Linked DNA regions of Homo sapiens: all the other regions are linked to region 1. Evidence: read pairs that join two places in POLR2A ChIA-PET (ENCODE). Cell type or tissue: CD4-positive, alpha-beta T cell. All regions are shown on one strand. Links, peaks and the distances in the headings refer to the core of each region. The heading gives the core; the rest is flanking DNA.

The links. ChIA-PET counts read pairs that join two places held together with the same protein. Peaks named below come from ENCODE experiments on the same cell type or tissue, not always from the same donor. Only the 100,000 strongest peaks of a DNase experiment are listed, where the experiment ranks them.
Region 2: POLR2A ChIA-PET joins it to region 1 with 10 read pairs; 9 of 35 experiments call an interaction of 5 or more read pairs at or near these places.
Region 3: POLR2A ChIA-PET joins it to region 1 with 18 read pairs; 10 of 35 experiments call an interaction of 5 or more read pairs at or near these places.

The regions. Positions count from the first base shown.
Region 1 is chr13:99,347,403-99,358,150 of GRCh38, forward strand. The region is part of intron 7 of UBAC2 (UBA domain containing 2); the gene reads left to right. It overlaps FKSG29 (a long non-coding RNA gene), which reads left to right and starts at 4,018. Exons shown (of 1, transcript NR_024013.1): 1 at 4,018-4,625. MIR623 (microRNA 623) reads left to right here and starts at 8,729; the gene lies at 8,729-8,826. RefSeq lists enhancers at 4,393-4,482, 8,756-8,995. In CD4-positive, alpha-beta T cell, for the core only: no CTCF peak of the experiment used is centred there; DNase peaks (open chromatin) are centred at 4,579, 5,099, 6,589, 7,339 and 1 weaker place; H3K27ac peaks cover 4,554 bases.
Region 2 is chr13:99,418,718-99,427,141 of GRCh38, forward strand. No RefSeq gene overlaps it. Among named protein-coding and RNA genes, the nearest start is that of LNCARGI, 9.8 kb to the right of the region's middle. RefSeq lists enhancers at 1,379-1,518, 1,569-1,658, 1,669-1,778, 7,117-7,386, 7,697-7,856. In CD4-positive, alpha-beta T cell, for the core only: CTCF peaks have their summits at 3,398 and 3,597; DNase peaks (open chromatin) are centred at 1,674, 3,288, 3,674 and 4,079; H3K4me3 peaks cover 1,018 bases; H3K27ac peaks cover 1,267 bases.
Region 3 is chr13:99,265,469-99,276,216 of GRCh38, forward strand. The region is part of intron 4 of UBAC2 (UBA domain containing 2); the gene reads left to right. Among named protein-coding and RNA genes, the nearest start is that of GPR18, 12 kb to the left of the region's middle. In CD4-positive, alpha-beta T cell, for the core only: CTCF peaks have their summits at 4,368 (motif pointing right) and 4,571; a DNase peak (open chromatin) is centred at 4,333; H3K27ac peaks cover 1,629 bases.

The DNA of each region.
Region 1 (10,748 bases), core at 2,393-7,392:
TTGAAAGGGGCTTCGGTGGAGAGATGGGGATGAGAAGCGCTGCATGAGCTGGAAGTGGGGGAAGGTCAATATCACTCTGTTCTGACTGGCTGCCCTCATTCTGGGACATCACTGTGGTCACGCTGGTCCCCGTTCAAGTTACTTTCACTCTGTGAGAAAGTCAATATGATCTTATGCTCCTGAAGCATTTTTAGTCCACTGTGTGGCATATTCCCATTCCACAGCTCTGATGAACAGTGACCAGGGTGATGGCTCTATAGATCTCACTTCAACTGAGACATGAGACCTAGGTGCTGACAGGGGCAGGGTACAGTGGTCCCATGCTCATCATTAAGCACAGGCATGTGATAACGTCATCTAGTGTGCTTTGACCTCCTACAGATCTTTCTGGACATTTCCCGCCAGCACTGACTATCCAGAGGCCTTTGGAGGCTTGTCTCATGGGCCTGTGGCAGTGAAGATGGAGTGGGCTGCAGAGTATTAGCTGCAGCCTGTGGTGCCCACTTCTTATCTCCCTCCACATCCACAGCTGTCCCATTCTTTTGTAAACTCGGGACACTATGCTGGACACACATAAGCTGCTCTCAGTAGTTCCTTGCCCGCTGACTCACTCTTGTCTCCCAGCAGAGCTGCCTTCTCCAAAGCAGGTGGCATCTCAGAGTCATTTTGCTACTTGCAGCTGTGATCATCTTTACACTGCCAGGGCCATTACATAACTTTTCATGGGTTTGTGTTTTGTTCATCCCCAGTAGAATATGAGCTCTTGGAGGACAGGAGCTGTTGTACTTCTTTGTCTTTTGGCTCTAATGCAGTGTACTGCCCTGAGGGATTAAATAAGACGCCGCCTGCGCCTTCAAGAAGTTTGCAGCCAGCGAGGGGAAGACATGAGGCTGTACTAGGCACTAGGTTTCTACAGGAGTCTGTGCAAAGAGAAGAAAAAAGAACCCTGAGCCTAAACAGTGGGTGTGGCCAGTTCTCCCTAAGGGATACAGCGAGGGTAATCTTGAGGCCAGCATTGGGGCAGGTGTTTCAGTCACGGGGGGCCTTATGAAAAAACGCACAGGGGCTCAAAACAGCTGTGGGGACAGCAAGGAATTGCATTCGCCTGAGATTGAGGTTCCTATAAGAAAGAGGCAATGAAAGACATGGTTGGGAAGAGAGCAGAGGCCAGGACGGGTCTTCTACCAAACTAAGAATTGCTGTTGTGTTCATCCTGCCAGAAGTGGTGGATCAGTGAGGCCTTTTAAACAGGAGAGTAAGTTAGATTTATTTTTAAGAAAGCTCACTTTAGTCATAATATGAACGTTGTCTGAAGGGATGACGGTAGGCTGGCCACAGTGGCTCATGCCTGTAATCCCAGCGCTTTGGGAGGCCAAGGCAGGAGGATAGCATGAGCCTAGGAGTTTGAGACCAGCCTGGGCAACATAGTGAGACCTCTTCTCTACAAAAAAATTTTTTAAATCAGCTGGGCGTGGTGGCCTGTGCCTGTAGTCCCAGCTACTCAGGAGGCTGAGATGGAACGATCACTTGATCCCTGGAGGTCAAGGTGCAATCACGGCTCAAAAAGAAAAAGAAAAGAAAAGGTGACACTAGAGGAAGAAGACCAGGTGGGAGACAGTGAAAATTCTGTGTGCTCAGGATATTGTTGGTGATGAGCTAGAGCATGCTTAGCTCATCACAGTGAAGGACGAGGGCAGGCTTTGCAGAGCCTCCTTGTCTTCAGACCTCCAGATCAATTACTGGAGTCTCCTGTAGTAATGATCATCCGAATGGTGCCTGTGCAACCTGAGTCTCCACAGCTTCACGGTGCATGTCTCCCTCCCTTTGCTCGCTGTAGCAAAGAAGCTCTGTGTGCTGTGATGAGAAAGATGTATCTGTTCTCTACCACTGGCCCCTGACACACAGCACCTAAAGCCCTTGGAATCTCCACAGTGAGCATAGGGTCCAGCCCTACAGGGCTTAGCAGGTGTTCTCCCCATGTGCGGAGATGAGATTGTAATAAATAAAGACACAAGACAAAGAGATAAAGAGAAAACAGCTGGGCCCGAGGGACCACTGCCATCAAGATGCGGAGACCAGTAGTGGCCCTGAACGGCTGGGTGCGCTGATATTTATTGCATACAAGACCGGGGGTCAGGGTAAGGAGGGTGAATCTTCTAAGTGATTGACAAGGTGAAGCAAGTCACGTAATCACAGGACAGGGGGGCCCTTCCCTCTTAGGTAGCCGAAGCTGAGAGAGAGAAGGCACCATACGTCAGCGTTTTCTTCTATGCACTTATAAGAAAGATCAAAGACTTTAAGACTTTTACTATTTCTTCTACTGCTATCTACTACGAACTTCAAAGAGGAACCAGGAGTACGGGAGGAACATGAAAGTGGACAAGGAGCGTGACCGTTGAAGCACAGCATCACAGGGAGGGGTTTAGGACTTCGGATGACTGCGGGCAGACTGGGATAATATCCAGCCTCCCACAAGAAGGTGGTGGAGCAGAGTGTTCCCTGACTCCTCCAATGAAAGGAGACTCCCTTTCGCGGTCTGCTAAGTAATGGGTGTCTTCGCAGACACTGGCATTACCGCTTGACCAAGGAGCCCTCATGCCGGCGTGACAGAGGGCTCACCTCTTGCCTTCTAGGTCACTTCTCACAATGTCCCTTCAGCACCTGACCCTATGCCCGCCGGTTATTCCTAGGTTATATTAGTAATGCAACAAAGAGTAATATTAAAAGCTAATGATTCATGATGTTTATAATGATTGATAATGTCCATGATCATCTCTATATCTAATTTGTATTATGACTACTCTTACTCTATTTTCTTTTTTATACTGAAACAGTTGTGCCTTCAGTTTCTTACCTCGGCACCTAGGTAATCCTTCGCCCACAGTGAGAAGTGTCTTTTCACATGGATGACTGATGTCCAGGCTCTCCTGGATAGCCTCAGATGGGGGCTGGTTACCAGGGGAACTAATAAGTGATTAGAGGGTTGAGACTTTCAGCCCCACCCCCAACCTCTGTGATTAGGGAGAGGGGTTGAGTTGATCACCAATGGCCAGTGATATAATCAATTATATCTACATAATGAAGCTTCCATAAAACCCCCAAAGGACAGGGTTTAGAGAACTTCCAGATTGCTGAATGTGTGCTGGAGCAGGGTGCAGGGGGTGCCAGAGAGGGGCAGGGGCCATGCCCCATGCCTTGCCCTGTGCATCTCTTCCATCTGACTGTTCATCTGTATCCCTTGCAATATCCTTTCTAATAAATGGGTAGATGTCAGTGTTTCCCTGAGTTCTGTGAGCCATCCTAGCAAATTAACTGAACCCAAGGAGTGGACCACGGGAACCCTCATTTATAGCACGTTGGTTAGAACCGCAGGTTAGGTCTGGCGATTGCCATCTGAAGTAGGGGAGCAGTCTTGTGGGAGTGGGCCCTTAACCTGTGGGCTCTGATGTTATCTCCTGGGAGACAGTGTGGGGATTGAGTTAAATTATAGGACACCCTGCTGGTGTCCACTGGAGCACTGCTTGGGGTATGAAGCCCCCCAGCACATCTGGTGTCAGAATATTGTGTTGAGTCGTGTGTGAGTGTAGAAAGGAAGAAAACAGTGTTGTTTTTCTTCAGAGCCATGCTCACAATAGAAAGCAGCGTAATATAATGAAAAGAACAAGAATGGGCAGTTAGGGACTCAATCCTGGGTTGACAGGGACATCTATACACAATCTGTAGAATACTGTTGTCATTGGGGATAAAAAAAATTATACAAAATTACCTTAGGTACCAGAGGCTCTATCAGATATTAGTTATTATCATAGTATTGGGCATCTGTTTTTGTGGCTCTCAGGAAGTTTGAGAGAGTCCTAATTTAGGAGCCAACCTTGATAGTTATTACTCGTAAAAGCTTGTAACCTCTAGAGCAACAGTCAGCAGGTGATGGCCTGTGGGCCAAACTACCTGTTTTTGTACAATCTGAAGCTAGGAACAGGTTTTACATTTTAAATGGTTATATAGGTAACTACATAGTATCTTTGATCTCTTGCCTCTTTATCTTCCAAACCTAAAATGTTTACCACCTGGCCCTTTACAGAAAAATATTTGCCAGTCCCTGCTGTAGAAGGTTATATAGCCAGCAGCTTTCAAAGTAACCTTTTACCTGGAAATGTGAATTCTCTCTTAGTTCTGGTCATCTGTTATTTGTGGGAGCCAATCCTCTCTCTGTTGGCTGATGATGAGAATTCTGTTATATACCACAACACAAACTTGGGGATAAAACTTTCCATTAGGCATTTCTGTAAAATTTCCATCTATTTTAGAAGCAGAACTAAGGTGAAGCCCAGTGTGAATGAATCCTGCTTGTTGGTACAAGCCAAGTGGGACATTTGGCAGCAAAGCCCAGGAGTCCTTGGTGCTCTTCTTTTAACTGCCTCCTCATCTCATTGGGCTGCCCGGTGTTAACTGGTTGATTATCACCTCTGTGTTTTGCCTGCAAGGAAAGAAGCTACTGACACCCAGAGTGGCTCAGCGATACTCACACGTGCTTTCAGTTACTTTCGCAGCATTTGGTTAAAGTGAGTTTAGCTGCACATCCTCACTTGGTAACATTCTGTGGCTGTGAAAATTGTTTCTCTCTTTATCCTCCCCCAGCAACAGCCATTTGGTATCATCTGAGATGTGCACCAGGAGGCAGATCTGCCCTGTCAATCATGAGAGTTCCTATCATTAATCAAGTATTTTGAATTCAATAACTTTTTTTAGTGTTTTAAAAGTATTTACTGGTCCTTGATGTATTTTTTAGCAGCTGATGGAATTCACATACCATATAACTCACCCCCTCGAAGTGTACAGTTCGGTGGTTTTTAGTATTTTTTAATTGCACAAATACCGTAATTTGAGAACATTTTTCATCACCCCAAAAGAAACTGCGCCCCATTAGCAGTCATTCCCATCCGCCCTGTCCTAGGCAGCCACTTAATCTACTTTCTGTCTCTGTAGACTTGCTTATTCTGGACATTTTATAGAAATGGAAGCATATGTAGCTGATCTTTATGACTGGCTTCTTTCGCTGAGCTTCACGTTTCTGAGGTTGACGCATGTTGCAGCATGGTTGATTTTCCCTCTGTGGTTTAGATAGCAAGATCTGCCTAGTAGAGCTTTATGTGTGCAAGTGCCACTCCACCAGACCAGTTTCTGTCACTGCCCCTTCATCAGGCCAGCTTCCTTAGGAAGCTTCCTGTTGCCTCTTGGCCTCACCAGTGCTACCATTTTCATTACCGTCTATTCCGCAGAATACACGCAGTGCCAGGCTCTGGTGAGTCCCACAGTGACCAAGGCAGCACGATCCCTCCTCTCCCTGAGCTTAGAGTAGAAAGCGTCAGTTACAGTGAAATGTGATGGTCACTCTTCTGGGAGAAATGTGTAGTGCAGTCAGGAAGAGTCAAGAAATTGTGTCTGGAGGCAGCACCGTCGGAAACTCTCTACCTCCGTCTCCACCCCTGTGTCCGGGGTAGGGGCAGTGCACGTGTGTTGCAAAGGAGTCCACCAGGAATCCAAAGGGAGCGAATTCTCATGTGTCCCGAGCATCCTCAGAGACAGCAAGCTGGCACGTGGCACCCTCCTCAGCACTTTTCCTTTTTGGCTATGCTCTTTCACTTTTTGGTGCAATTTGATTTGAAAACGATTCTTTTCAAGTTGCTATGCTTCCTTGTCAACAAAGCAGTCTAATCAGTTAAAGCTAGTTCTTTTATGACTTTCTTCTTTCAAGAGTTTATAAGTATATAGCATCAGATGTGGAATAAGTTACTAGTGCTTAGTTGATAAAAATCTGCAAATTAAATGAAAATTACTTGCAAGAACTCTATTTTCAGTGAAGTTACAGCTACGCTGTTTATCTCAATCTGTACCTCCTTGCAGAAGCTACTGCTGTGTTTCCAGTGCTTTTGTAGTTGATCATACTGATCTTTTTGACAAAATTCAGAACAGAAAGATAGGATCAATCTAAAGTGTGATCCTTTTCCAAGACTGACTCATTAAGTGACCTTGAGAAAATCATTTCTATTTTCCATCCTGCCTTGGTGTCTTCATGAGAAAAAAGAGCGAGGTACAGTCTCATGATACCTCAGAAAACAAGCAAATGATGATGATGTACTTGGCTTTTTGAAGATGTAAAAGTTATCAGTAATCCTAATTCTTTTCCTGGGTTTTCCTTTTGTCACTTATTAATCAGTTTTTGAAAGGACGAATGAATTTAGAGATGTACTCTGGAGCAGTATCATGTTAAACCAGGGGTATATTAGAAAAATCATCCTCATAATCATTCTGGGAAGTTTTTCCTCCCCAAAAAAAGCCATCCTGATGGGTTTTCAAAACCAGAAAAAAGCTCTTAATGAGGAACAGACCACTGGAGTACCCATGAGCATCTCAGGAAAACTGAGACCCTCGAGAAGCCTTGATTTCGTGCAACCCCCAAGGTTTCAGAGCCAGCAGCCCAGTGCTGTGGTTGACAGACGTGGTTTTGTGGAGAAAGCAGCCAGAGGCCAGGAATTTTCAGAGTCGTGAGTCACGATCTCCCACCCAAGATTAGAGCACAGATTAGCCATACTGAGATTTGGTAAAATCATTCTGTCTAAGCAATGGAGGTGTGTGCACACGTGCAGTGCCTGTTCACAGGGGATGCAGGCAGATCGTGGGTTTAGGATGGGGGAGGCCACCGCACCCCCCTTCACTGCTCTGCACCTGCTCCCTCACGTGGACACTGTCCACAACTGTGGCTCTCACAGGACAGTTGCCCAAGGAGCTCATATCTTATTGGAGATAGGGGGTTGTACAGGTGACATTCATGAGCAGTGTGAGCCGGGTGACATGGGGGTGTCAACCCAGCATCTGTCCAGGAGCTCCTCCTGCAGCGGCTCTGGCAGGTGGCCTGAGGCTCCTTTTTGAGAGAGAACTGTTTGGCCTTCCAGATGTTCTTTAATATAATGATTGGGAAGAGACAGCTCATAACTAGCTTAAGGCTATCTAGTCCAGCTTTCCATTTTACAGCTGGGGAAACCCAGACTCAGGGTTTTATTCTCTGTTCACTTGGCGGCTTGGCTGAGTTCTGTGGAAGTTCAGCAGAGCAGGGGAACAGGAGGGTTTGGGTTGCAGAGAAAGAAGCCACTTACAGATGGGAAACAGGAGTTGGGCCCTATGCAAATGGAAGGGACCAGGGAGGGCACTTTAGGTGGCAGGGACAGTTTGAGCCGACATAGTAATTTAGGATGTAATTTAGAGAAGTAATTTACGATGGGGCTGGTTTGGGCAGACCTGCAAAACAGGACAGACTCAGACAGGATGCCCGAGGGTTTTTGGTTGAGGCAGTGTCATTGTGAAAGGGCTTCTTGTGCACACTCACTGACCGTGGCATGCAGATTGGATTGGGGAAATCTTACTGGCAGTCATGTCATCCAAGAAGTTGTTGGCATAATCTCGGAGTGCAACAGCAAGGACCTAAACGGGCAGATCCTCTCCCAGGGGAAAATCAGTAGTCCTTCAGCGTTGGCTGGGTTTGATGGACAGAGGAGAGCTGAGTCCAGACATGAGCTGGGAAGTGGACATCCGCCTGCCACGGTGAACGCAGATAGGCAAGTGCGGGAATGAGACTCAGGTGGTCACTGAAGACATGAAAATGGATGAACTCTCCACGGAGGAAATGTAAGAAGAGGGGAAACCTTGAGTAATCCCCAGTCTCATTTTTAATTAGGAGTTTCACCTCTGTTTCTGTCAAAACATTTACTGTAACAAGTACCAAAACTAATTTTAATTTTGACTTTTACTTTATAATTTGTGTGTAGAGCCAATGCTGGGAAGGAAAAAATGACCCCAAATTTGGCAGACAAAAGAATGAAGGAAGGGAAAACAGAATATACGATGCAGAAATGGATAATCCACACTCTGAGAGATGCACTTCCATTCTTATGTCTTCAAGGCCACTGTCTCAGTCCTCGCTGTGTGGCCCTTACCGTCACCAGCGTTCAGTGCTTACAGGTGTGTCACTCAGTCGAGGGAGTGAGGAAGCTGCAAGACAAGGCCTTGGCATGCTCTTCCTGCGCTGATGTCCCTGACCTGCAGCTGGGCTGTGGGCTGTGGAACCCTGTGGTCCCCCCACGCCACCCTCTCACCACCACCTCCTCCTCACAGAGCAGCCTTAGCATTCTCATTCTCTACCAAAACCAAAACCAAACCAAAACACAGGAAAAGGTTGGGACACCTCTGGTCCTGACGGTCCCTGGAGGAAAAGTTCCCCATGAGGAGTGATGGGTCAGTCACGTTTTCAAAACAAACGAGAGCCAGGACGCAGGCCTGTGGCTCAGCCCGCAGCGTGCTTGGTGCCACAAGCCCCCCCGCAGCTGCCCAGAGTCTCACCCCACTCTGTGCAGGGGGCCTGGAGGGCAGCGGCGGCACAGACCCACTGGACGCCCTGGTGCATGGCTGAGCCATGTGCATCCCATGGCTCTCTCCAGAGTCCCTTCCCTGCACCTCCAGGGCCTCCCCAGATGGAACTGGCTGGGAGCCGTGCTTTGTTGAAACAAAGGGAAAACCTGTCTCTCTTGGGTTTGCAGCTGCTGTTGAAACCAACTGAACCTGTTTGTAAAATTGTACCTATGTCACAGTAAGATCAGCTGTGCTAGGTATGTCAGGCCTCTGAAAAGAAATGTCATTAAAGTAAACAAGACTTGGGACACATGTCTGTCAGACTGTACACAGTAGAAGCATCCCTTGCAGGGGCTGTTGGGTTGCATCCTAAGCTGTGCTGGAGCTTCCCGATGTACTCTGTAGATGTCTTTGCACCTTCTGTCCTCATTGCCATCCCCAATCAGTCCCTGGAACACCAGCTGTGGCCCTGACCCTTTTAGCCCCTGCATGGAATGCACAGGCAAGGCGTGTGGCCTTTGGGACTCCAGCCGACTAGAGCAAGACAGAGGAAGAAGAGACGGGGCAGAGGGCAGCCGATAGTTGGAAACTTCTGTCCCCTAAGCCAAAAGGTTCTCAAAACTGAGCAACAGGATGTATTGTGTCTCCTGATCGTATTGCCATGGAAACTGCCTTCTGTTCTGCCTAGAAGAAATAGTACTGTTTGAAGTATCTCATCCATCAACACTGGTCACTGTGAGAAACCACAAAGGAAAAGTGAAACCGAGAGCTGCAAAACTAGCCTGGGACTTTGTTCAAGCGATCATCTCCTTTCCCTCTAGTTTATTATTTTTTCCAATACCTACTGAGACTACTGCTAAGCAGCACAGAAAGATACAATACACTGTTTTTATAGCACGACACAAAGATCATGGGTGGCACTTCACATGACAGGGTTAGATTCAGTCTTCTGAGTTTTCTAAGGTTCCTATTTTTAAGACTTTACCAAGGAACCAAGGCTTTCAAATATGCAGCATGGTTTCTTCTGGGCCTCGCGTTGCCCCATCTCTTATCCAAGTGGTGAATGTGTTGCCAGTTTGTGTGTGGTTCTGGTGGTGGGCTTTGTTTGGTTTTCTTTTTTTGGGCTTTGTTTGGTTTTTCCCCAGTTTTGCCACAAAGCTTTTGCTGAGGACAGCAGCCTCTGTGGTGTCTTTTCTCTCTGTATTGTGCTCACTCTTGTAGTCATGCACCACATAACAATATGTTTTGGTCAATGACAGATTGCATGTATGACAGTGGTCTCATAAGATTATGATGCCATATTTTTGCTATGTCTTTTCTATGTTTAGATACACAACTACCATTGTGTTACAGCTGCCTCCAGTATTCAGCACAGTGACTTGCTGTACAGGTTTGTAGCCTGGTCGCCATAGGCTACACCAAGCAGCCTTGGTGTGTAGTAGGCGATCACATCTAGGTTTCTGTAAGTACACAGCAACAAAGTCACCCAACAGCACATTTCTCAGAATGAAGCCCTGTTGTTAAGCGACACGTGACTACAGTTTTAAGTCTAACAAGATGCCTCTCGTTCAGTCCTGAAGTGCTTCTTGTTTAGTTTTTAATGTACGTTTGTTTTGTTATCTCAGCCAAACTCTTTTCAGGGCCATAGGAAATTAGTCATTTCTCTGTGTCACAGCCTCCTTATCTGGCCCCAGGACAGCGCACTACGCATAGAAGGCAAATGAGTAAAACTAAGTGTAAGCATATTCATACTTACACCAAAAGCTGCAGCTTCCACAGAGCACAGGGAATTGCAAATAACTGTCTTCTATGAGGAGCTGCCATTTGTGGTTTCACCAGTTTCCCAGCATTGCTTCTTTGTAACTCCTGGTTCTTGTATTAGAAGAGGATGCTATGTCCATGAAGAATGTAGGTATCAAGCATGTCCTTTGGGAGCCTCCTTGCTTTAACCCCTCTCACCCCTTCCACCCCGCCTTCATTAGTAACCCATCACCTGGGTCTTCATATCCCAACTAACTACAGTCTTGGCTAAGAAAACCCCATACGCCTTAACTCAGCAATATGCCTCACTATGTCTTTGTCCATTCAGTTATCCATTTTGCAACTGTTTCTTGAGTGCTTGCATATGCCAGGTCGTACAGGAGGCCAGGTCTACAAACAGGACAAGATGGAGAATCACAGTCCCCGTGGAGCTAATAGGCTGTTGTGAGATTCAGGCCGGTTAGCCTGCAAGTGAAATGGGATGTGCTGAGAGCTGTCCTGGGGAAGGGATGGTGAGGTGTGAGAGCACGCAGAGGAGTACAGGGTGGTGAGAGCAGGCTCCCCAGCAGGAGTAGAGAATGTGA
Region 2 (8,424 bases), core at 674-5,673, 70 kb after region 1:
TCTAATTGTTTCCTGGGCAGAGACATTTCATTTCAGCCAGCTGAGTTCCATGGGGTAGAAACGGCAGCAGGCTCTTATATAAATCATCTGCTGGGGTGGAAGAGATTATCCAGCCCGTGGTGGGGGCCAGAATTCAGGGGGGCTGTGAGGCTGGATGGGAAAATGATGCCATCTTTGTTTCCATTAGGCCCCAGCTGAAATGTGATGTTTCAGTTGTGGACACGAGTGGCCAGCCACAGTGGCGGGAGAGTGCCTGAGACTTGGGTGCTGTTTGTTAGAAACCACAGCAAGTCTTTTCATCGCCCAGTGCAGGTGATCCAGGTACCTTAAGGCATTATTTATGCTCGTCACTACCTTGAAATTACAGTCACTATTAGACATGTCAGTAGTGAATAAAGAAGTGTGTAGGACATTATATTAAAAATCTGCTTTTCTTTGGCCAGGCGTGGTAGCTCATGCCTGTAATCCCAACACTTTGGGAGGCTGAGGCAGAAGGATTGCTTGAATCCAGGAGTTCGAAACTAGCCTGGGCAACATAGCGAGAGTTTGTCTACAAAAATTAAAAAATTAGACAGGTATGGTGGTGCATGCCTGTAGTCCCAGCTACTCTGGAGGCTGAGGTGGGAGGATCACTTGAGCTTGGGAGGTCAAGGCTGCAGTGAGCTGTGACTGTACCACTGCATTCCAGCCTGGGTGACAGGGAGAGACCCCCCATCTCAAAAAAAAAAGTACTTTTAAACATTTTGATCACTATATTTTAATATGAAAGGTTTCTTTTCATCTTAGGTGTTTTACTTTATACATTTAAAAACCAGGACTCTGGGAAGGGGTCCACAGGCTTCAGCCAAAAGGGTTGTGGCTCAAGAAAAGGTGAAGGACCCTCGATCTAGTCTAACCATTTTGCCTTCTAAGTGGGGACACTGAGGCATGGGATGTTTCCAAAGCCTCCCAGCTTATCCATCAGACTTGATTAGAGCCTCAGCTGCCTGAAACCCCCTCCGCTTCAGATGCAGTGGCCTTCCATCCCTGCACTCCACACCCTGAGCCCGACATGTGACTTCCTGACCCACTGACTACCCTGGTTCCTCCTCCAGGTGCTTCATCAGCCCCCTTCATCTTAGTCCATCTGTCCTCTTCCACCTGGCCCTGGACAAGGGTCAATAGAGCACAGTGGTTTCCTGTTCACTCAGGTCAGGAAACCAATGGCAAGAAAAGTGACAACGATGGCACCCATGATTGAGGACCTCCTCTGTGTCAGACACTCCTAGCTTTACTTATTTACACCTCACTTTATCCGCAAAGAGGCATCATTATCCCCATTTCACAGATGAATAAAATGAGGCTTAGAGGAGTTAAGTGATTTGTTCAAGGCCAACTGCATGGAGATACGGGTCCTCCAGGTGGGTTCAGTTACAAGGCAGTCGAAGCTGGGGCTGGAGTGGGGAGGTGGCCGAATATAGGCTCTCCCAGATCTGAAGGATGCAGAGACTTTGGGCCAGTGTTCCTGAGGACAGGTAGAGCAGGGGCTGCGGACAGTGCAACTGTGGCTGAGCCCACCTACCGGCTGCTACCCTTGAAGTGGCTTCACAAGGTACTGATTTCTGCCTCGCTCTGTGCCTGCCCCGGGAAAGCGGAGCTGGCACCGCTATCGCATCTCTGTGGTTTGCACGTCTGTGTTCCCAGAGCTGCTTCAGCCCCACACGTGGGCAGAGCAGCAGTGTGGTTGAGCTGTCCAGGTGCTGCCGTTTTTGCTTTTTCTTTCTTTTTTAATGATGAAGAGGAAAAGGAGTGTGGGGTGGGCACAGATGTACTTGTTCCTCTTTTTTTACATTTAATCATTGACAGGACTGCTGACGCTGGAGTAACACACTCACTCACCCATGTAGTGCTCACCAAGTGTCTACACTATGCTGACCTCCCAGAACCACCTAGGTCTTCGGCACTGACAGACCCTCCCTTCTAGCAAAGTAGACAGGTAGACAGGTGAGAGCTCTATGGGGTGACAGGCACGCCGCAGAGATAGCAACTTCAGGGTGCCAAGGAACACACAGGAGGAGGCTCTTCCTGGTCCCAGGTGGCCGAGGAGGTTTCCCAGAGGTCAAGCTTGAGGATGAGACAATCTGCCCAACCCCTCCAGCTGCTGACACAGAGGGAGGGAGAGCACAGGGAATGGTGTGCCGGACCGTTACTCTCCCACCCAGAGGTTTCTTGTCACTTTCTCTCATATTTCCTTGAACAACACAAGTCACGTGGCCACACCTAACTTCAAGAGGTGGAATCCTGGTGGGGCACAGTGGCTCACGCCTATAATCCCAGCACCTTGGGAGGCCGAGGCAGGTGGATCACCTGAGGTCAGGAGTTCGAGACCAGACTGGCCAACATGGTGAAACCCCGTCTCTACTAAAAATACAAAAATTAGTCGGGCTTGGTAGTGCATGCCTGTACTCCCAGCTACTCAGGAGGCTGAGGCAGGAGAATCGCTTGAACCTGGGAGGCGGAGGTTGCAGTGAGCTGAGATGGTGCCACTGCACTCCAGCCTGGGTGACAAAGCAAGACTCCATCTCAAAAAAAAAAAAAAAAAAAAAAAAGGTGGAATCCTGCCGTGTGCTGGGAGCAGCACAAGCAGTGTGGACCACACTACAAATGTGTCCTCTCCAGCCCCAAACTCATGTGGATTCGCCCATCCCCACAGAGCACCTACCCACGGCCATCCTGCCCGCCCCACCTTGCTCTTCCTCATGTGCCATGCCCGCCCCCGCCGTCACCCCAGTTTTCGGTCCTCATTCATCACCTCTGCTGCATTCTCGTGGCTGTGGCCTCAGCCCAGTCCTCACTGTCTCTCTCCAGGACAGCCACAGCTTCTTGCTTCCTGGTCTCCGATCTTAATTCTCCAATCCAGTTTATATTCTACATCCCACTGAGGATTGCAGAATGAGTTTGCTAAAGGCACAACTGATTGTGTTATTCGCTACCTAAAATCCTTTGAGGGTCTTTAGGACAGGATTCGATTTCCATGACCTGGGATATGCTGTTCTCTCTGTCCAGAATGCATTTTCCCTCCCCATGAACCCTCATCAACTCTGCTTAACTCCTTCTCACACAAGACTCAGCCCTCCTCCAGGCAGTCTTCCTTGGCTGCCCCACACCCTGCATCTCATTTTGGTGCTCCCCTTCTAGTCCCCAAATGTCTCTATATTAGTGTACACCATAAATGACTAGTGTCTGTCAGACTGGGAGCTGTTTAGGGAAGTGACAAAGTCTCAATCATCAACTCCTAGGGCCTCCACAGGGGTCAGCCTGGTGGGTGCGTGCTGAATGATTGCTGAATGCAGGGCCAGTGGTAGTTACTGTTCCAAACCTGCCCTCCACAGCCTGTCTTCCCACATCATCCAGAGACTTCTTCCCACAGGACACATCAAGCATCTGCTTAGCTCCCTGTGCTGGCCACTGGGGAGGGGGTGTGAAGGCACACCCATGGCCTGCAAGGAGCTTAAATGTTGAGGGGAAAGTTGAGAAACCCAAAAGTCACTGGGAACCACATGGCACTCAACGTGGGGACGACAGCTGGGGATGAGACACCACCCTTATGTCTTCCCTTGGCCTCATAGAGTCACCACATAGAGGAACCTGATAGAGGCTCCTGTCTAATCCGACCAGGTTGCAGATGAGGATGCTGAGACCCAGAGAGGTGGGCTGAGTCACTGCGGTCACTCAGGTAGCCACCAACGTCACTGCAACCCAGACCAGCCTCAGACCTCCACAGCAAATGCTCTTTAGGAAAAAGCAGACGTGGGCACCTTCCACTTCTATGCAACATGCTGTGACGTAAGACAACCCTCAAATATCTCAAACCAGCGGTGTTTTTCTCCCTGCACTCTTCCTTCAAGAGGAAGTTGCAATTTAATTGAATTATTTCTTCTTTCTCTCCTTTAGTCAAAAATTGTGATTTAAGCACCTTTTATGTTTAAGCCACCCTGCTGGCCACCAGGTGATAATCCAAGAGAAACAAAACCACCCTCACTTCAGAGCTTGGGGACAAGACACATGTCCCTTACATCAGCGAACCAAGATCGGGAGGGAAATGCCGAAGGAGTGGTTCAAGCAGTTGGCAAAAATTTTACAAGAAAATGCCCCAAGGAGCTATTTAGTCAGAAAAGCAACTTCTGGGGAGATCCCTGGATTCAACACAATCCCCTGTCCTGACCATCCCCGACCTGTGATCCTACTGTGCGGACAGCTTCAGAGCCTGAAAGGCGCAGAGTCGGTAACATTAAATGAGAGTCTCTTCACCCGGTCAGACTTCGTTAGGGCCAAGCTCTTCGAGCAAGATGGAGGTGCCGTCCTTCCCCAGTGCCTGACTCAGTTGCCAGCACCCAGTGTGTGCACTGGGTGAACGCAGACACTCTTCTTTCTACAGTTCCCATGGCAGGGGTCAGGGCCCATGGAGTATGATGGGGTTCAGGCCACGCTATCCCAAAACATGGCATCTTGGCATTTAAGAAAACAGGAGGAGCAAGAAGGTCACTCCTACCCCCACCATGCCCCTCCCCACCCCCGAAGCAGCTTATAGACCCTCGTTTGAAAGTTCCCCTCCACACACCCAGAAGAAAGGAACATCCTTACCTCTGAAGGCACCAGGGTCACAGGGAGGAGCCTGAACAAACAAGCCTTGCTAAGTCCCCCAGGGGTTCCCCATTCGATCACACCCTTGTCTTCCTCCAATCTTATTTCTCCAAAATCATCCACTCTTCATCTAACCTAAGCATGGAAAAGTCACAGGTCTCTCTGTTTCTTTAGGTTTCTTCAATTTCCTTTTTCATTTTTTCTTTCTGAGATGGAGTCTCACTCTGTTGCCCAGGCTGGAGTGCAGTGGCACAATCTCAGCTCACTGCAACCTCTGCCTCCTGGGCTCAAGCAATTCTCTTGCCTCAGCCTCCTGAGTAGCTGGGATGACAGGTGTGCACCACCATGACCAGCTAATTTTTGTATTTTTAGTAGAGACGGGTTTTCACCATGTTGGCCAGGCTGGTCTCGAACTCCTGACCTCAAGTCCTCCCACCTTGGCCTCCCAAAGCGCTTACAGGATCATAGGCGTGAGCCACCATGCCTGGTCCTGGAAGGAGGATCTTATGATCTGTTTTCTGGTGAAGTAGGTCAGAGGATTCCTTTATGGCCAGCTGTCACATAGAAGGGTGGGGGAAGGGTCTCATGATCATCTCGTTTCTTTGTTTTATCAGTTGCCAAGGTGCCATGTTTTGGGGTATCAGGCACTGAGCCCAACAGGTGGAACTCATCTACATTGGTAACAGTTGTAGTTCATTCACTCTCATTGTTATATACTATTCATTTGTTTGGCTGTACCAACACTTACACATTCATGCTCTTTTATTTTTTCTTTTTCTTTTTTCTTTCTTTCTTTCTTTTTTTTTTTTTGAGACAGGCTCACTCCGTCACCCAGGCTGGAGCACAGTGGCATGAACATGGCTCACTGCAGCCTTGACCTCGAAGGCTCAAGTGATTCTCTCACCTCAGCCCCTCAAGTAGCTGGGACCAGAGGTGCATGCCACTATGCCTGGAAAATTTTGTATTTTTTGGTAGAGACAGCGTTACGCCATGTTGGCCAGGCAGGTCTCAAACTTCTGAGCTCAGGCAATCTGCCAGCTTCAGCCTCCCAAAGTGTTGGGATTACAGTTATTCTCCTTTTGATAAACATGAGTTGTATTTCATGCGGGGCTATTACAAACAGTGCTGCTGTGAACATTTCTGTACACATCATTTGGTGAACTTACATACTCATTTTCTTTAGGATGTACCCAGATTGGGGAATGCTGGGCCACAGGGTATTTTGGTTTAGCTTCAGTTGAAACTATCCTTGGTTGATTTTTTAAAAAGAAAACATTTTAAAACTTGATTTTTTTAAAAACTGAAAATAAAATTTAAAATGATCAATGTTTTGTCAAAGCGGCACTTTTCCTCTGTGATTGAACAATTAGGTTTTTAAAAATAATTGGAGGAGAACTTAAATATGTGTAGTCTGGTATTTTTCAACCATTGGGTTAAAATCCACAATTAGTTGGTTTAAAAAAAAAAACTGTTTTGGGCCAGGCAAGGTGGCTCATGCCTGTAATCCCAGTACTTTGGGAGGCCAAAGCAGGAGGATCCCTTGAGCTCAGGAGTTTGAGACCAGCCTGGGCAACACAGTGAGACCCCATCTCTACAAATAATTTAAAAATTGGCTGAGTGTGGTGGTGCATGCCTGTAGTCCTAGCTACTCAGGAGGCTGAGGCTGGAAGATTGCTTGAGCCTGGGAGATGGAGGCTGCAGTGAGCCATGACTGCCACTGCACTCCAGCCTGGGTGACAGACAGAGCAGGACCCTGTCTCAAGAAAAAAAAATTGTTTTAATTGTGATAAAATATACATAAAATTTACTACTTTAATAATTTATTGTGGGTTTCGAGATCATTTTAGTGGGCCATGATCAGAACTTTTTAAAAATGAGATAGAAGAGAAAAGGAAACAGAACAGAAAAGAAAATACATCGTAATAAGGACAAATACTGTTTCATAAGACTTCTGTTTCCGTTGTGTGTGCTCTGTGTTTTAAAAGTTTGTAAAACACGGGTCTAGTCCAACTCTTTTAATTTACAGAGAGGGAAATATACTCAGAGACAGAAGTGATATCCCAAACAGAGCTTGAACTAGAACATGGCATCAGGCTTCCAATTCAGAGTCTGATATTTTCCAACTCCCATCTCACCATCTTTGCTGTTGATCTCTCCAAACTCACGTGCTAGATCAGGCTAGACCTTCATGGCCCCATATTTTCTTGGTGGAAAAGGGTCTCCTGTTCCCTGCCCCTTGAGTTAGTCCCAGACAGGCTGCAGAGAGGAGCCAGGACTCAGCCAGCACCTTCTGAACGCCACTGTGATAACCCAAGGATGCCCCATTTGACCTTGTCTACTCTGGGGTCAACCAGGAATAGTACAAACCTAGATCTTAACGGAAGAGAGGGGAAAGGACCTGTGGTTTGACATTTTTCAGAATTTTTCTCTTCTGTGTGTTTCAAGAGCACTTTTCTCGCGGAGCTCAAGAGAGGAAGCGCTATAAATAGAGGGCCTGGAGGAGGGGCGGCCGCGGGAGGAAGAAGTTCTCAGAACACCTGCTTGTCTCAAAATCAAGGCCCAGTGGGGTTTTTCAGGGGGCAGTTCCCAAGCAGGCCCCTACCCAATCCCCCGGCCAGAAACTTTTCCAGGCTCTTCTCCAGCTCATCGAAACCAGGGCTTAGCCCTCTGGCCTGGATCCCTACACCCCAAATGCAGCCACAACCCCAAGTCCACCCCAGAGCCCTGGGAGGGGTGACCTTGCCCCTCTGGATCTAAGGTCCCTGGTCACTCAGCTCAGAGTCACGAGCTGCTCCCAGCCCATAGTTGACCTAAATGAGGTCAGGGCAGACCCCAGTCCACACCTCAGCAACGCCTTCCCGTGTCTGAGGACAAGACCCACCAACGGCAGATTGGTCATCTCTGACCCGCAGGCGGGATGGGGAACGGGCTCTCTTGAGGCTGTCCCTGCAGCAGCTACTGTTTTTACTTGGAGTGTGTTTCTCTGGGGGCTGCCTTTGGTGGGAGAGGAAAAGGCCATGCAGATTGCTTGGGGAGGGGCCAGACTCCCCCCTCATTCCTCCACTCCCTTCTCCCCTGCCCTCTCCACACCCAGCCCTGCACCCCTCTCCTGCCACTGGGTGGCCTATGGCCTTTCTGCTGCCATGCTGCCCGCTCTCCTCTTCTCTCCTCACCTGGGGGCCCCTCTTGCCTTGCAAGTCTCCACCTCAGTATCCCCTTGGCCAAGAGCATTTCAAGGACCTCGCTGTAAATTACACCCCGGGTTACATGGCAGGCTCGTCCTTCAGACACCATATGTGTTCAACTCAGGCTTGGATGTGTGTCATCATGAGGTTAATCTGTCTCTCCCTCAGCGAGCTGCGAGCTCTGAAGGCGAGGCCAAGTTGGTTTTGCTCCCTGCTTCTACCACCTTCCAGCACAAGGTCCAGCAGGAGTCATGCCCAGCACATTCCTCCAGCCAGCAGGGAGGGGAAGGGAGGGGAAGGGAGGGGAGGATGCAGGAGAGATGAGGGGAAGGTGGGAGGGGAAGAGAGAAGGGAGGAGAGAAGAGAGGATGCAGGGGAGAGGGGAGACGGTGGAGGAGAGGATGGAAGAGAGGAGGGAGGAGAGGGTGGAAGGGACGAGGGAGGGGAGAATGAAGGGGAGGAGGGAGGAGAGAGGGGAGGGTGGAAGGGAGGAGAGGGGAGGGTGGAGGGGAGGAGGGAGGAGAGGGTGGAAGGGGGGAGTAGGGTGAAGGGAGGAGGGTGGAAGGGAGGACGGAGGGTAGGGTGGGAGGGAGGGCAGGGTGGGAGGGAGGAGAGA
Region 3 (10,748 bases), core at 2,425-7,424, 82 kb before region 1:
GAACATTTGATTTAGGATCAGTAATTACAGGTTTTAGAACTGGAGTTTGAAGTATCTGTGACACATCTCTCTTTGACAGTCATGTGGGTACTGATCCCTGATTGCACTTTCACCCCTTTTCTTCTTCTTGTTCTCGTTTTGTGTGTGCCTTGTGAACAAGGACCTGGCACGTGCGTCTTCAAACGTTTCAGCGCATCTAGAGTAGTGCTTCACCCAGCAGGCCCTCAGTTAACAGGCATATGGATTCGACTGGTGTTTGTGTTTTTCTGTAAGAAAGGTTATGCCATGTCTCAAAAAATGAATGGCTAATGTTTCTAGGTAGATACAATTACAAAGACGTACCAAATAAAATAATGAGACAAAAAGAAATAGGTAGATTGGGATTGGCTGTGTAGAGGTTTTAAGGTAAAAGTGGGCAAGTTAAAAAGGTTTCGTATCAGAGAAGTTAGTTGCAATTTATTGAATGTAGGAGTACTCACACAGTTTATTTGAATATGAAATAGATCCAGATTTCTTATGTATGGTCTCCGGTTTTCCATACCGATTGATAGTTCAGGGCTGCTTTGACATAAATACTGTGCTTCTACTGCCACCTACAGATGATTAGTGGGTCTTGGAGCTCTTCACCTTTACCCCTTCTAAAGTCTCTTTGAAATTGAAATAATTTTTTTTAAAAGCTATTAATTGGTAGAATATTATAAAATATTTTAATGTTACTTTATGAATATTTCTATATTATATTACATAATACTATATAATATGTAGCTTTATATAATAGATATGAATGTATTCCTCTAAAACAAGGTGGCCAATCTTCTGGCTTCCCTTGGCCACATTGGGAGAACTGTCTTGGGCCACACATAAAATACACTAACACTAATGATAGCTGATGATCAAAAAAAAAATCATGGAAAAAACTCATAATATTTTAAGAAAGTGTACTAATTTGTGTTGGACTGCATTCAAAGCTGTCCTGGGCCCATGTGGCCCATGGGCTGCAGGTTGGACAAGCTTACTCTAAAACATTTTGGCTTGTAGACCATTTCTGCCCTCTTTGGAAGCATCCTCTTTTTTAGGAAACAGTTTTTCTCTGTAGGACTATGTGTATTCCTGGGCTAGGGCCTTGAGAAGATTCCATTTTAACTCTTATTTGTATCTGATATTATACTAAGATATTAAACATAAATGTGGCCTTAGAACAAATTTGACATGTTAAATATATATATATATGTATTAGACAATTTATCGTCTTAACCATGTTTAAATGTGCAGTTCAGTAGTGTTAAGTTCATTCACACTGCTGTGCAGCCAACCTCCAGGACATTTTCATCTTCCCAGACTGAAAGCCTGTACCCATCATACAGCAAATATCTCTTCAGTCCCTACTTTCAGTTCTTTTGGGTTATATCCCTGAAAGTGAAATTGCCGGATCGTGTGGTAATTCTGGTTTTAGTTTGTTGGGGAATGGCTGTATCGTTTTCCCCAGCAGCTGCACCAGCAACACAATGCCCAGTTTCTCCCTATCTTGGCTCGCAGGCACACCTCTCTCACACTCGCCCTTCCCTCCCCTCCCTCCCTTCCTTTCCTGTAGTAGCCATCCTCATGGGCATAAGGTGGTGTCTCATTGTGGTTTCATTTCCATTTCCGATGATGAGTGACTTCAAGAATCTTTTCATGGGCTTCTTGGCCATTTATATATATTTCTTCTTTAGAGAATTGCCTATTCAAGTTCTTTGCCCATTTGTTAATCTTTCTTGGTTGTTGAGCTGTAGGAGCTCTTTATGTAATCTAGATGTTAATCCCTTATCAGATGATTTGCAAATATTTTTTCTCTTACTCCGTAGGGTGCCTCTTTTCTTTGTTGATTGTGTCCTTTGATGCAATTTTTGGAGCATATTTTAGGCTTGCTCATTTATCATATTTTGATGATAAGGATGAATTTCATAGCTTTAGATTTCTAAATGGTGAGGGGAAGGGAGGGGAGGTTATCCTGAGTAAAATCAATGAGTCCTTTTGGAACCTTTCCTCATGACTTAAGCCGAAGCAGTATTTTCCTGCAGTCCTCAGCACCTTTGCCTTGTCCAGGAGGATATAAGTAAGGAAGGAAGAAACTAGCTCTGTTCCAGAGTCTGCTCACTTCAGAGCCTTCCACTTGCTACTGCTGCTTTCTTATGCTCTGAAAGGTATCTGCCTTTATTATTATAGTCATTTGAAATTGAAAGAGTAACATTTATCTTTTTGTAGCATTCTTGGTCCCTGCTGTTCTGATTAATATTTTATCAGTGATAAAAAATACCAAAATATAGTGTGTTTGCTCATCAGATTTGCAAATTACAAAAACTAGGAGGATATTTCAGTAATGGTGGAGGCTAAGCTTCTGTAACAAACCGCTGACACAGTGGCTCAAAGAGCGCAGATGTTCATTTCACTTTTGTAACCACCCTGTGGGGTAGGCAGGCTCTGTACCGGTAAGTCGTCAAGGGCCTGGTCTGGTGGAGCACCTCTGCTTTCCTCAACATGTGCCTTCCAAGGAGGCTCCATGGCTTCTGCTTCCAGCTGGTGTGGAAGAAAGAAGGGGCATGCAGGAGGAGGGATTGCCTTTCCCCAGGTGCCTTCAAGGTTGCAGATGTCACTCCTGCTCCCAAACCATTGGCAAGAACTTGGTCACGTGGCCACACCTAATCACAGGGAGGCTGGGAGATGTAATCTTACCTGGGCAGTTGTGTCCCTGGAGATAAGGGAACAGTGGGTTTTCGGGGAGCTGCTAGCAGTCTTCTCAGAAGAACAATAGCTCTAACACATTAGCTGCCTCAGCAAGCTGGAGTTTTGGGCTTTATAGTCAAAATATGAAACATAGAAGGAGGCCAGGCATGGTGGCTCTCACCTGTAATCTCGGCATTTTGGGAGGCCAAGGCAGGCAGATCGTTTGAGTCCTGGAGACCATCCTGGGCAACATAGCAAAACCTTGTGTTTACATAAAATACAAAAAATTAGCCAGGCGTGGTGGCATGTGCCTGTAGTCTCAGCTACCTAGGAGGCTGAGGTGGGAGGATCACCTGAGCCTGGAGGGCCGAGGCTGCAGTGAGCCATGATCCTGTCACTGCACTCCATTCAGCCTGGGCTACAGAGTGAGACTCTGTCTCAAAAAAAAAAAAAAAAAAAAAAAGAAACACAAAAGGTAAAGAAGGTAAGAGAGAGAACATTAGGTCTTTCTCTTGAGTCTTAAAAATCAGCTGTAGAGGCACTGAATGATAGAGTTGTTTGGCTTGTGAAATGGCATCATGGAGTGACTGCCAGTTGACACTAATATGCCCCTAGATGCCATTTGTAGGATTACAGGGAAACAAGGATGTTGCTGGTGGTCCAGGTTGGCATCAGGATGGGGTGGAGATGGAGATTGGCCATGGGAGAAACAGGTGGAGAACAGGCATTGCTTACCCCAGAGAGAAGAAACTGGGGCAGAACTGTCTTCCACTGTTGAAAGGGCTGCCCAGTGAAAGAGGAGTTAAATAAGGGGGGAATGGCCTGTGGTGAATGAAGACCACGGGGACATGCTACGGGATATAGCTTTGGGCTTGGCATAAGGAGTAACTTTGCAGCACTCACTGTCTCAAGATGAGGTGATCTCCCTTGGGAGCTGCTGAATTTGACACTGAGGATACTCAGGCTGTGGCTGGGAGAGTGCGAGGCAGGGGTGTTGCAGGAAGTCCACTCATTGGTAGGTACCACAAATGGAGTGCCTATGAAATCCCTTTAAACCGTGAGCATTCTGTGGTTTAAATGAGCTATATTCTGATTCTGTGCTCTTCTTTATTGTGAGATTCATAAGTAGGCTTAGAGAACTAGAGAAATTAATTGGAGTCCAGCCAAGGGACCGCATTTCCCAGGATGTTCTGTGCAGCCTAGTACTGGTACAGCAGAACTTGTTCCAGGACATAATTCACTGCAATGTAGAGTTATTATTATATTTCTCAAATTCTGTAATACAAAGAGGTTTGATATTTTTTCTATATAATCTAAGTGATTGATTTTTTGCTTTCTTATAAGCAAGGGGTATTTTTAAATTTTGAAGTACGTACTTCCAGAAAGTCTTTATAAATACTTAAAGAGGAATAGAATGAGAAAATCCTGACACCATTAAGGTAAGAGCTAAATAATGAGTTGGTAGGGTGACATATTTGAAACATTTATAAAATAAAATATTCAAAATAAATTACATTTTTCATATTATTACTACGAATTCTTACAGAACTTCAATCTAGACTGTAAGCTTCCATGTTAAAGCTGTTTTCCCCTTTCTGAAATGAGCATGCTCAGCAGTTCAGTAGGCATTGCCTGCAGTAACACTGCACTAGATGGCAGTGTTACATAGAACTTGATAAAAGCTTTAACTCCTCTAAAATAAGTTATTAAATGGGGATCATATGGTGAAACATTTTTGTAATAAATAACAGAATGGTATTATACTTTATACAAACACCTTTAACAGTTTGATACCCTGTGACTATTTCATAAAGGCGTGTGCTGTAGTTAGAATTAAAAACTGGTATTGTGTATGTGTGTTAATTTTTCCTAAACAACACAATAAAGTATTTTAAACACCACTGGTATAGCAATTGTGAAACTCCTATGATGTAAACCTAAGAATGATTTTTAGTTCTGATTATTCATGGGCTCAGCTCAGCACAGTTCCAAATTTTAACTACGTAAGGTGAGGCAACACACTACTTGGCCCTAATAGTAACATTAAAGAAAAAAATAATCATTATCTGAAAATTATTGAGCTAATCAAAGAGAATTGTAAGCAGATATTTTTATCAAGGGCATATGGTAATATTGTTTGCCATTTTGTGTCTCTTTGAAGTCTTATATGAACCACAGACTGTTTTCACTAGAATGCACATGTATGTAAATGTTAATAAGAAAATAATTGGAATTTAGCAGAGGTGAATATTATGGTCACATTTATAGTCATCAGCTTTTGTCTTCCTAAATAATGCTCCTTAGCTAATTCTTGGGCACAGATCAAGTGTTAGATTTTAATTACTACTTTTTACATTTCTATATCAATGTCCAAGATTATAGTGGTATCAACAACAAGTAGAATATTTTCAAAACCCAGAAAGTAAGTAAGTAGGGAACGAGAGTTTGTACTTAGAAACATAGTTAGATAGAAATTGATGGTTGATGGTGTGGACATGCACATGAGTTCTGAAGAAGAATAAAAATAAGGAACAGGAAGCTGAACTGTAAAAGATGATTTTCAGTACATTGCGTACTTTTATTAACTTAGAAAATATGCTAATCTTTTATGGTAAATTATGGAGGAAGTCAATTTCAGTCATGTTTTAGGAGAAGAAAGAATTTCCAAAGTGAGGAAGAGAATAGCTTGACACTTCCTTGTATAAAGTAGCCACTTAGTAAATGTTTGGGTATTTATGCATGCATGAATGAATGAGAGAATTCTACCTCATATTTTACAAGAGCAATCGGCTCTTTTCTGATTTCCCCAATCTTTTTGCATTCTCTTTTCCTCTTGTTAAATTATTTGTTGAGCACCTACTTTATGATAAGCCTTGTTCTGGGCTCTGAGGATCCTGCACTGATCAAAGCAGACAAAATCTTTGTCCTCATCGACTGTACATTGTAATTGAGGGTAAAAGACAGTAAACAAAATAAAAATTTGTAATATATATATGCCAGATCATGATCTGTGTTGTACAAAACTAAATAAACTAGGGAAGGGAATGCCAGGGTGTGAGTGGGATTGCAGTTTTAATAATTCTAGTAAGGAAAAGCTTCAGAAATCAGGTAATATTTGAGCAAAGACCTGAAGGGGTCAAGGTGTGAGCTATGTGGAGATATTGGGGAAAGTATTCCAGATATCAGAGACTGCCAGTGCCAAGGCCCTCAGGTGGAGATGGGACCATCCCGTACGTGGACAGCTGGAGCAGAGTGATGGGGGGATGGGGTGTGGGAAGATAGCAGGAGATGAGGCCAGGGAGGTAAGAGTGGTCACTGTCCTGTCAGGCCATTGTACTAATTTTGGCCTTTAATCAGGGCATTCGGGAGCCATTGCATGATGCTTTGGGAGATGAAGTCATGTTGGCCTGTGCTTTCTTTTCATTGTTTCCCATTCTTTTTTAAAAAAGCACTTAATCATTTTATACATACTTAGAGTTTTTAAATTGTTTTTCACTTCTGCTTCTCAGGTTATCAAATTCTCCCTCAGGGTAGTCTGTTGTTTCTTAGAGTTTTAATTTTTTATTGTGAACTCATTTTCAGTGGTTTCATTTGCTCTTCGAGTCCCCATGTCCCCCAGCTCACAAAAGTATCTCTGTTGAGGGATTTTGTGTTTACTACTGCTGGGTCCTGAGGGGTTTTTGTTGCCTGGATTAGCTTTTATATTATTTTCTTACCTTAGAGCTCCCAGACCATTCAAGTGGGGGTAAATCTAGGCCACAAATTCAGGTATGATGTTGGCCTTAGATTTTAATTTTTTGTTAGGACTGTTTGATCTTTTTGTTTCCAAGGCTTTTAATGTAAGCTAACTTTCTTTGTTGTTTCAGCAGACTATAAATGGAATATTTTTAGTCTTCTCTCTAAAAGACAGTGATCTTTGATGGTCTGGGCTCAGTCCCAGCTCTCTTTCCTTGAGCTGCTTAAGGTCACCTCTTTTAGCTCTACTAGACCTAAAAATCCCAGCCCTCAACTCCAGGGGCTTGTATCTAGGTCAAGTGCCTTGTGGGCCACTAAAGCAGCCCATATTTTAATTTCTATCTTTGTTTCTGATATCTGGGTTCATTAGAGAAATTTTTAAGCATGTATAAGAAAGGAGAGAACACTGTAATGAACCCCATGTTTCAACATCACCCACTTTCAACACTGATCAACTCATGGCCACCTTGTTTTATCTATATCCTTAATCTTAAGCCATTCTCATGGGCCTGTGACAGACTCTCTTTGGCATATAAACCCAGGAGCAGGAATGTAGGGTCATAGGATATATGAGTGTCTTAGTAAACTCGTGCTGTCATAGAGTGGGTGGCTTACACAGAAATTTATTTTCTCACAGTTTTGGAGGCTAGAAGTCCAAGATCAGGATGTTGGCATGGTCAAGTTCTGGTGAGGGCCTGCCGTCTTCCTGACTTGCAGATGGCCACCCTCTTGCTGTGTCCTTACATGGCTGAGAGAGCTCACTTTGGTCTCTCTTCCTCCTCTTACAAGGGCACTAATCTCATCATGGGGGCCCCACCCTCATGACCTCACCTAAACCTAATTGCCTCCCAAAGGTCCTACCTCCAAATACCACCACATTGGGGGCTAGTGCTTCAACATATGAATTTAGGGGTGGGGGGAGACAAAGTTCAGTGCACAGCAGCATGTATATTGTGTGTGTATGTGTACATTGTGAGTCTGTGTGTGTATCTGCTTTACTCTCTATTCCATTGGTCCGTGTGTCTGTTCATGCTCTAGTATTTTTAGCCATTTTGTTTTTGTAGTATGTATTGATATCTAGTAGAACAGGTTACTCTTTTTTTTTTTTTGGTTCATCTTTTCAAGATTAACCTAACTATTCTTCTGTATAAATTTTAGAGTAAGTTAATCAGTTATCTTTAAAAATTCAGCTGGAATTTGAGATATTAATATTTTCTTTTATCTCTTCTATTAGTATACCTATTAATATATTTTATAACTTGAGGTTCATCTTTTCTAAAAATGTTGCTTTCCTAGTTGGTAATATTATTCAGTTTGTTTCTTTTTTGTTGCGACTGTGTTCTAAGGTTGCCTAGTGATTTTGGCCTCTTAGCTCATGTTTCCCTGAAAGGTGTTAAACCACTTTGGCAGAGTCAGATTAGGTTAAGAGGGGCAGTGAGCACCCAGGATAGAGAATCCACAGCCACTGCAGGACCTTTGTGATCCACTCCTGTTTGGTGAGGTTCCAGAGGTGTCTTGGCTAGTGAGGGATTCATTTTTAAACTCTCAGAAATTAGCAGTATTGAGAGTAAGCGGTTTCTTTATATGGTAGTTTGCCTGTCCTGGGGGAAAGGAAAGATGTAGAGGAAGAAATGATTAAGGAAATGCTATCTCTTGGTAGGTACCTACCTCTTAAGGTAGGTACCTTGCAGTGTGGCTGTTGATGAATTTAGTGTTGATCTGATTATTAATACTTTGTGACAGTTTTGATGAGGTGCTTTGGAGTGATGAATCCAAGCAGATTCATCCATTTGGGTTGTACACTTGGTGTGGGCCCTGTCAAACAGGTGATCCCTGTATTTCTCTTCTTGAATTTTTCCTGAATTATTTTGATCACCTCCTCTTCCATTTTTCTCAGTTCTTTCTGGAAATCCTATTACCTAGATGTTCAGTCTCCTGGACAGGTCCAGTTTTCATCTTTTTTTTTTTTTTTCCTGCTTTCTTTCTCTGTGTTTTTGCTCTCCTTGCTGGGAGGTTTCCTGGGTTCTACCTTGCAATTATTCTAATTAATATTTTAAAATAAATTTTTATTGAGGTATAAATGTATATATCTTGAGTCCAGAGCTCACAGACTTTTTACAAAGTGACACCTTCTAAGCACCATCCAGTTGAAGAACAGAATGTGACCCACTCCCTAAAAGGTCCACTTTTGCTACCTTACAGTTACTCCTTCCTCCCAGAAGTCTACACTGACTTTTAACACCCTGATCTAGTTTTGTCTGTTTTTAAACTTTACATAATAGAGATGTGGACTCTTCTGTATCTTGCTTATTTTTTTCAGTATTCTGTTTAGTTTCACCTGTGTTGCTGTATGTACCTGTAGTTAATTTTTTTTCCATTATTGGTATAGTATTTTGGTGTGTGAATACCACCATCTATCCATTCTACTGCTTTTTTTTTTCTTGAGATAGGGTCTTGCTCTGTTGCCCAGGCTGGAGTGCAGTGGCATGATCACAGCAGCCTCGACCTCCTGGGCTCAAGTAATTCTCCTGCCTCAGCCTCCCCAGTAGCTGAGACTACAGATGCACTCCACCAGGACTGGCTAGTTTTTTTTATTTTTAGTAGAAACAAGGTCTTGCTATGTTGCCCAGGCAGGTCTTGAATTCATGAGCTCAAGTGATCCTCCTGCCTTGGCCTTCCAAAGTGTTAGGATTACAGGCATGAGGCACGTGCCTGGCCTCATAATACTGTTAATGTTAATGGACATTGGGATTGTTTATAATTTGGGAATAGTACAAATACTGTTATTATGAATATCCTTTTTCCTTTTCTTTTCTTTTTTTTTTTTTTGAGACAGGGTTTCACTGTTGCCCAGGCTGGAGTGTGGTGGCACGCAGTCATGGTTCACTGCAGCCTCAACTACCTGGCCTCAGGTGATCCTCCCACCTCAGCCTCCCAAGTAGCTGGGATTACAGGTGCGCACCACCACTCCCAGCTAATTTTTGTATTCTTTGTAGAGATGAGGTTTCTCCATGTTGCCCCGGCTGGTCTCAAACTCCTGTGCTCAAGCAGTCCTCCCACCTCCACCTCCCAAAGTGCTGGGATTATAGATGTGAGCCACTGCATGCAGCTTGAATGTCTTTGAACATGTCTTTTGTTGCATATATGTATGCATTTCTGCTGGGTATGTACCTAGGAGTGGAAAGCAGAATCATAGTGTATACATATGTTTAGATTTGGAAGATACTGCTAGTTTTCCTGTGGGTCAGGCATTTAAGAGCAGTTTAGCTGGGTGATTCTGGCCTAGAGTCTCTCATGTGGTTGTACTCAGGATGTCAGGGACCACAGTCATCTTCAGGCTTTACTGGGATTGGAAGACTCACAGTGCTGTTGGCAGGAAGCCTCAGCTCCTCACCACGGAGCTGCCTCCTGACATAGCAGCTATTACAGCTTCCCCCAGGTGAGTGGTCCAAGAATGTTGCAGTCCTTTTAATTTTAGTCATTCTAGCAGATGTGTGGTGATATATTTTTGTGATTTCAGTTCACATTTCCTTGATGACAAATGAGATTGAGTAGGTTTTCATTTATTGGTTTGTTGTTTTGGTTTTCTTAAAAATATTTATAACCTATTTTAAATTTTTATTAGCTCTTTATTTTTTGAATATTCATTTTTCCTGACATCCTGTTTTCATTTTGTGGATGCGATATTTTTTATCCCTCTCATATTGAGGATAGTTTCTTCACTACCTGCCTCTTCTACCCACCCCCCAGGTTTTATTTCTCTACACAGTTTATGTTTCTTCTGAGTTCCTTTTTACCTCTTTGTTTTCTGCTTTTGATGTCAGGAGTTTTCCTTACATATCTCTAAGCCTTTGATTATCTGTTTGGATTTAAGATCCAGCTTTTTAAAAGCTGATTGGAGTCTCGGGATGAGGTCCTCGATGACCATGGGCTCTGTCATAAGGTCCCCTGGTGAGGATGTTTGGGAATGCCAGTGTCAGGATCTGTGCATTTGTTTCTTCCCTGCTCACCACCAATGGGTTGGTCAGATTCCCCAGATCATACTCTCCACTCTAATACCTGTAGGGTGTAAGCCTGGGAGTCTTAACATTTACTAATAAACCTTGACTTGAGTGGACAAATTTTGATTTTTAGTATTGTATTTGTACTGTCAGTGGTGTCTGTGAGTCCCTCCAGTCTCAAGACCTTCCGTTTTTCTGCTTCTAAATAATAAATCTCCAGCCATCTGCCAAGATGGGGAGAGGCAGTGAGGGGTGTTTTCCAACGCTAACAAGTAGTACTCCAGTTCTTCTGAGTGTCCAGCAGTTCAA